Linked DNA regions of Mus musculus: region 2 is linked to region 1. The links are chromatin loops, found by intact Hi-C in ENCODE. Cell type or tissue: gastrocnemius. All regions are shown on one strand.

Region 1 (2,500 bases):
AAGAAAGCTGGCTTTGTAGGCTGTCTTCAGTCTCAACAAGGAAAGGCCCTATGCCCCACCACGCCTGGCTAACAGAATGGGGCTATCACTCCTCCTCCTCCTCCTCCTCCTCCTCCTCTTCCTCCTCCTCCTCCTCCTCTTCCTCCTCTTCTTCCTCTTCCTCCTCCTCTTCTTCCTCCTCCTCCTCCTCTTCTTCTTCTTCTTCCTCTTCTTCCTCCTCTTTTTCCTCCTTTTCCTCCTCCTCCTTTTCCTCCTTTTCCTCCTCCTCCTTTTCCCCTTTTCCTTTTCCTCCTTTTCCTCCTCCTCCTCTTCCCCCTTTTCCTCTTCTTCCTCTCTCTTCTTCCTCCTCCTCCTCCTCTTCCTCCTCCTCCTCCTCTTCCTCCTCCTCCTCTTCCTCCTCTTCTTCCTCTTCTTCTTCCTCCTCTTCTTCCTCCTCCTCTTCCTCCTCTTCCTCCTCCTCTTCCTCTTCCTCCTCCTCCTCTTCCTTTTGTTTTCTTTTGTTTTGTTTTTCAATACAGGGTTTCTCCAGCCTTGGCTGTCCTGAAACTTGCTCTGTAGATCAGGCTGGCCTTGAACTCACAGAGGTCCACCTGCCTCTGCCTCCCAAGTGCTGAGATTAAAGTGGTGTGCCACCACCACCTGGCTGGCACTGTCACTCTTGCATTGCTGGGGAGATAGATGGCAGCAGGACAGCTGTGGACAGGGGCTTGGTGTTCACATCTGGGAATAGTGGGCTAGGGAAATGTCTGCACACCTGAGGGCAAGGGCAGGAGTGTGGCCCTCAGATGCCTTTTATCTTAAGGTAAAATGAAACCCGTTCTTTCTTTAACCTTTGAGCTGTGTTTGCTGCGTCTATGTGCCCTTGATCCTTACAGATCCTTTGATTGATTCAGGAATGTTATGAGTTCTTTGTATAACTCAGCCTTGGGATTTGATTTGACTTAATGGGCTTTTCTAGTAAGAACATAAAAACTGAGACTAGTTTCAAATCCAGTCACCCCCTGAGTCGCCCTCAGTATGTGCTGCCCATGTGACGAGCTACTTTTCCATTGACAACAAAGATCTATTGTGAGTCCACGATGGGCACATTCTAACTTTCACATGCTCAAACTGAAATGTATGTCAACGTGCGGATTTCATACAGCTCTTTATATACTGTGTATATTAAAACTAAAATGACATGAGGTGGCTTAAGTGTGTGGAGAATAAATCTAAAGTGTTTACTAATGTGTGTGTTTGTGTGTGTATATGTGTGAGCGGCCTGAATCAGGGTCTGTTTTTCTTGTAGGTCTGAGGTGGTCTGTGGGAGAGGTTTTGTGGGGATATGACATCCTCATCTGAACAGATCTGAGGACTCAGACTTTAAGACACGCCCTTAACCAGAAGGGCAGGGGCAAGGCTGTTCTATAGGCTGGGCAGCCTGCAGGCTCTGTGTCTGGCACCTCCTGTGTGCCCGAAAGGCACCTTAGAGTTCTGTACTAGAGACGAAGGTTTCATTTCCACAGGCCAGCTATATTAAAGAATGGCCACCAGGAGGCGCAGCAGCTGGCCACATCACCTAGTCCCACCCCAGGGCTGCTGCCCTCCTCAGAGGCTGCTTTGAAACAGCTGACAGAATTCCCAGGAACAGTGAGAAGTCCACACAACCTCTTTGGACCAGCCTCCTAAGCCTTGCCGGAGGGAGGGAAGGGAGAGGGCGTGGGGTGGTGGCAGTGGTGGTCCCGGCATCTCTCCTTTGGCTGTCCAGAGTCCCAGCCATTGCAGGAGGACAAGGTCACTTTTCCAATACGAATTTGAGTTGCTGGGTTGGGATTTGAGGGTAAACAAGTCCTGTTGCTCAGGAGAAGAAGCAGAGGCCTGGCTTAGAATGCCAGTCAGAAAGCAGCTCAGAGCCCTGTCCCCTGTCCTGGAAGAGGGACTGTCCCATCTGATAGCATCACTCATCACCACAGTCTTGGGCCATGAAGATGCCTCTGCTGTGCCAGGAAGAGTTAGGACTGAGGAGTCTCTGCCTTTTCCTCGAGTCCTTGTGGGAGGCCTGATGACAGCTGCCGAGCACCCTCACTCTGGGCCAGCAGATGGAAAGACTAAGAAGGGCCTGGCAGAGGCTCTGTGAACCAGCTCTCAGATGGAGGAGTCTGCTGAATGCCAAGGAGAAGCCCCTCAGACTTGAGGGGGGGGTTCTTTACCTAAAGTCACAGGCACAACCCTTAAAAAGATGGATGGGCGGGTTTGGGGCTGGAGAGGTGGCTCAGCAGTTAAGGGCACTGGCTGTTCTTTCAGAGGACCTAGATTTGGTTTCCAGCAGTTGCACAGCAGTCCACAAATATCTATAACACCAGTTACAGGGCATTTGAGGCCTTCTGGCCTCTGCAGGCACCAGGCACTGATACACACACGTGGGAAGCCCCCATTAATTAAAAAAAAAAAGTTAAAAGTTTTAAAAAGATCGACAAGTTTGATTACAGGAGATCCTGGGAAAGGGAAAGGAACTGGAACG
Region 2 (2,500 bases), 200 kb after region 1:
GCATTCACAACTAAGAGGCTTAGCTTGTGTGAATGCCAAGAATATCCTGTTTGTTGTCTTACTCTTACATTAACGTTGAATGCTTCATAAAGAATCTTTTAAAGGGCAGGGAAATCAAGGCACAGTGGTTGAAATAAGGTGGGTCCCAAGAGAGGGGGGAGGAGGAGACCCTCAGAATTTATGCAGAAATGGGTCAGAATCTTGAAGGAGAACCTGCTTCCTTCATGAAAAACAAAACCAAAAAAAATCAAAGACAGCTGACAGCAAGCTTGTGAGTCTGTGAGTCTGGACACAGGAAGCAGGGAGCTCTCCTGTGCAGTGTCTCTGTTTTCGCTGTAAGAGAGGGCAAAGGTGTTTGTTAGCAGAGTAAGGTGAACATAGAACACAGAAACAGGAAGGCCTGTTGTAGTGTCTAGAGAGCCAGCAAGCCTGGCATGAGTTGTCCGTAAAACCATCCGGCCTTAATGAAGCCTAGCTGAGGTAGATAAGGCAGACCAGCACCTGCACTCCTGGCTTATCCTCTCCACTCTTAATCATTTCAGGACCCCTGCTTAGGGAACGCTGCTGCCCACAGTGAGTTGGATCATGCTATATTGACTACCTTAATTAAGATACACATGCACTCACACTCATGAACACACACACACACACACACACACACACACACACACACACACGCACATGCACACTCCCAAAGGCCAACCCAAATGTAGACAATCCCTTAATGAGACTCTCTTCCCAGGTGATTCTAAGTTGTGTCAAGTTGACAATTAATAAAGCTGACATTAGATGGGCCTATGTCCAAGCCCATCTGAAGGAACATCTTAATAACACATAACATTTTCATAATTATCCCTAAGATGCTTTCTGGATGGTCAAGGTGTGGTATCGAGTGTGTGTGTGTGTGTGTGTGTGTGTGTGTGTGTGTGTGTGTGTGTGTGTATGTGTGTGTGAAGTGTTTCCTCTCCCATTGGATGCTGAGTTTTGCTATTCTTCATTGCTGTGCCTCTCTAGCCCCATGACTTCCTGATGCCCCAAGCACAGGGACTCAGTTCCCTGCATTCATGACCACGTCTGCTGCCCCCTCACAACCTCCACTCAAGCCTGTCTGGATCCTCAGAGCAGTCTGAGGCAGCCGCTAAGTGGGTGCATGGAGCTTCTAAGAGGGAGAGCCAATCCCCCGCTAGAGAGGCCCCTGAGAAGCCAGGCCTGCTCCCTGGGCGTTTTTCCCAACCTTAACCCCAAGCAAAGCCCCGTTGCAAGTGATGGCCCGAGTGGGGTTAAGAGTGAGACAGAAACCAGCACTCAACTGCTTTTCAGGGGCGAGCAAAAGTCCCATCTGGCGATCGCTTATCCAGGGCCCAGTGCCAACAGGCCTTCTTTTATCTCTGAGCGCCCTCTACTGGCCGTGAAAACAAACTCCTCTTGGGCTATGATCGAACCAGGAGCTCACGCATCATTTTCTTCTTCAACCCCCTTTATACGCTTCGGGGAATTCATATTGATGCCTCCCTCTGTCTGCCTTCTCCAAGATGGTATCAAGCTCTGAATGCAGTACTGCTAGACCTGAAGGGGAGGCTTCTGCTATTCTCTTTGGTCCCATCCACAAGGCTCCTGGATTCACCTCCCTTCCTGCTCCCGGACTGTGCGTGGTAGTGAGTCCTCACATCTACGTACGGCTGGACACCTTTCTGCTGAGACCCATCTGCTGCCATTTCTCCTTCCCCATTGCTCAAGGGAATCGTAACCCTGTGGTGGAAGTGAGCCTTAGGGTGGGGCTGTGTAACGCCTTCCTTCCTAGCCCCTGTAAAACTGGATCCTCTGTCCTTGGCTCCTAAGACTCATTCCAGGCTTTTCCCATAACCTGGAATTCAGACCACTAGAAAAGGGGAATCAAATGCATAATGAATATTGCGAACCTCCAACCCCTCCCTTTCCTTGTCTGCTGCAAGAACTTCCAACCACTCAGTTCTTGACATAGTAATTGACTAGTGAACCTAGGAGCCGGTAGGGTGAAGATTACACCGGACTGGGAGAGAAATGAAAAGAAAGAAAGAAAGAGAGAGAGAGAGAGAGAGAGAGAAAGAGAGAGAGAGAGAGAGAGAGAGAGAGAGAGAGAGAGAGAGAGAGAGAGAAAGCAAGTAAGCAATGGTCCAGCAAGCTTCCTCTCCAGGTCTGGTTTCACATCAAACTGTGTACTTAGCCTTTTCTTCCCTCATAGTTCAAAGCCAAGAACTTGACATCTTTGTTTCCTGATTCTCCTACTGGCCTTTTTAGGGACTCTTGTCCTTGGGTTGGACAACCTGAGCTGGGCGTGAGGCGTGAATTTGGGAGGGTGGGGAGAGGGAAGTGGATATGGGAGGAGTTATGAAGTTGCCAGTGAATAGGATTAAGATACATTGTATGACATTCTCAAAGAATTGAGAAAATAATGTTTTTAAGATAAGACGCGGGGTCCTAACTCAGAGGGTCCCTTGTAGCATCCACAAGCCACATCGAC

Evidence for each region. A loop is a pair of places that touch in the nucleus more often than their neighbours do. Peaks named below come from ENCODE experiments on the same cell type or tissue, not always from the same donor. Only the 100,000 strongest peaks of a DNase experiment are listed, where the experiment ranks them.
Region 2: a loop joins it to region 1, with 5 times the contacts of the local background. A loop is called at or near these places in 26 of 42 quality-filtered maps.

Annotation. Positions count from the first base shown.
Region 1 is chr9:121,678,772-121,681,271 of GRCm38, reverse strand. Sec22c (SEC22 homolog C, vesicle trafficking protein) reads left to right here. Exons shown (of 7, transcript NM_001164562.1): 7 at 1-1,227. Among named protein-coding and RNA genes, the nearest start is that of Sec22c, 25 kb to the left of the region's middle. In gastrocnemius, a CTCF peak has its summit at 1,526 (motif pointing right); DNase peaks (open chromatin) are centred at 1,554 and 2,015; H3K27ac peaks cover 705 bases.
Region 2 is chr9:121,476,360-121,478,859 of GRCm38, reverse strand. No RefSeq gene overlaps it. Among named protein-coding and RNA genes, the nearest start is that of Gm38661, 14 kb to the left of the region's middle. In gastrocnemius, a CTCF peak has its summit at 1,404 (motif pointing left); DNase peaks (open chromatin) are centred at 1,358 and 1,632; H3K4me3 peaks cover 305 bases.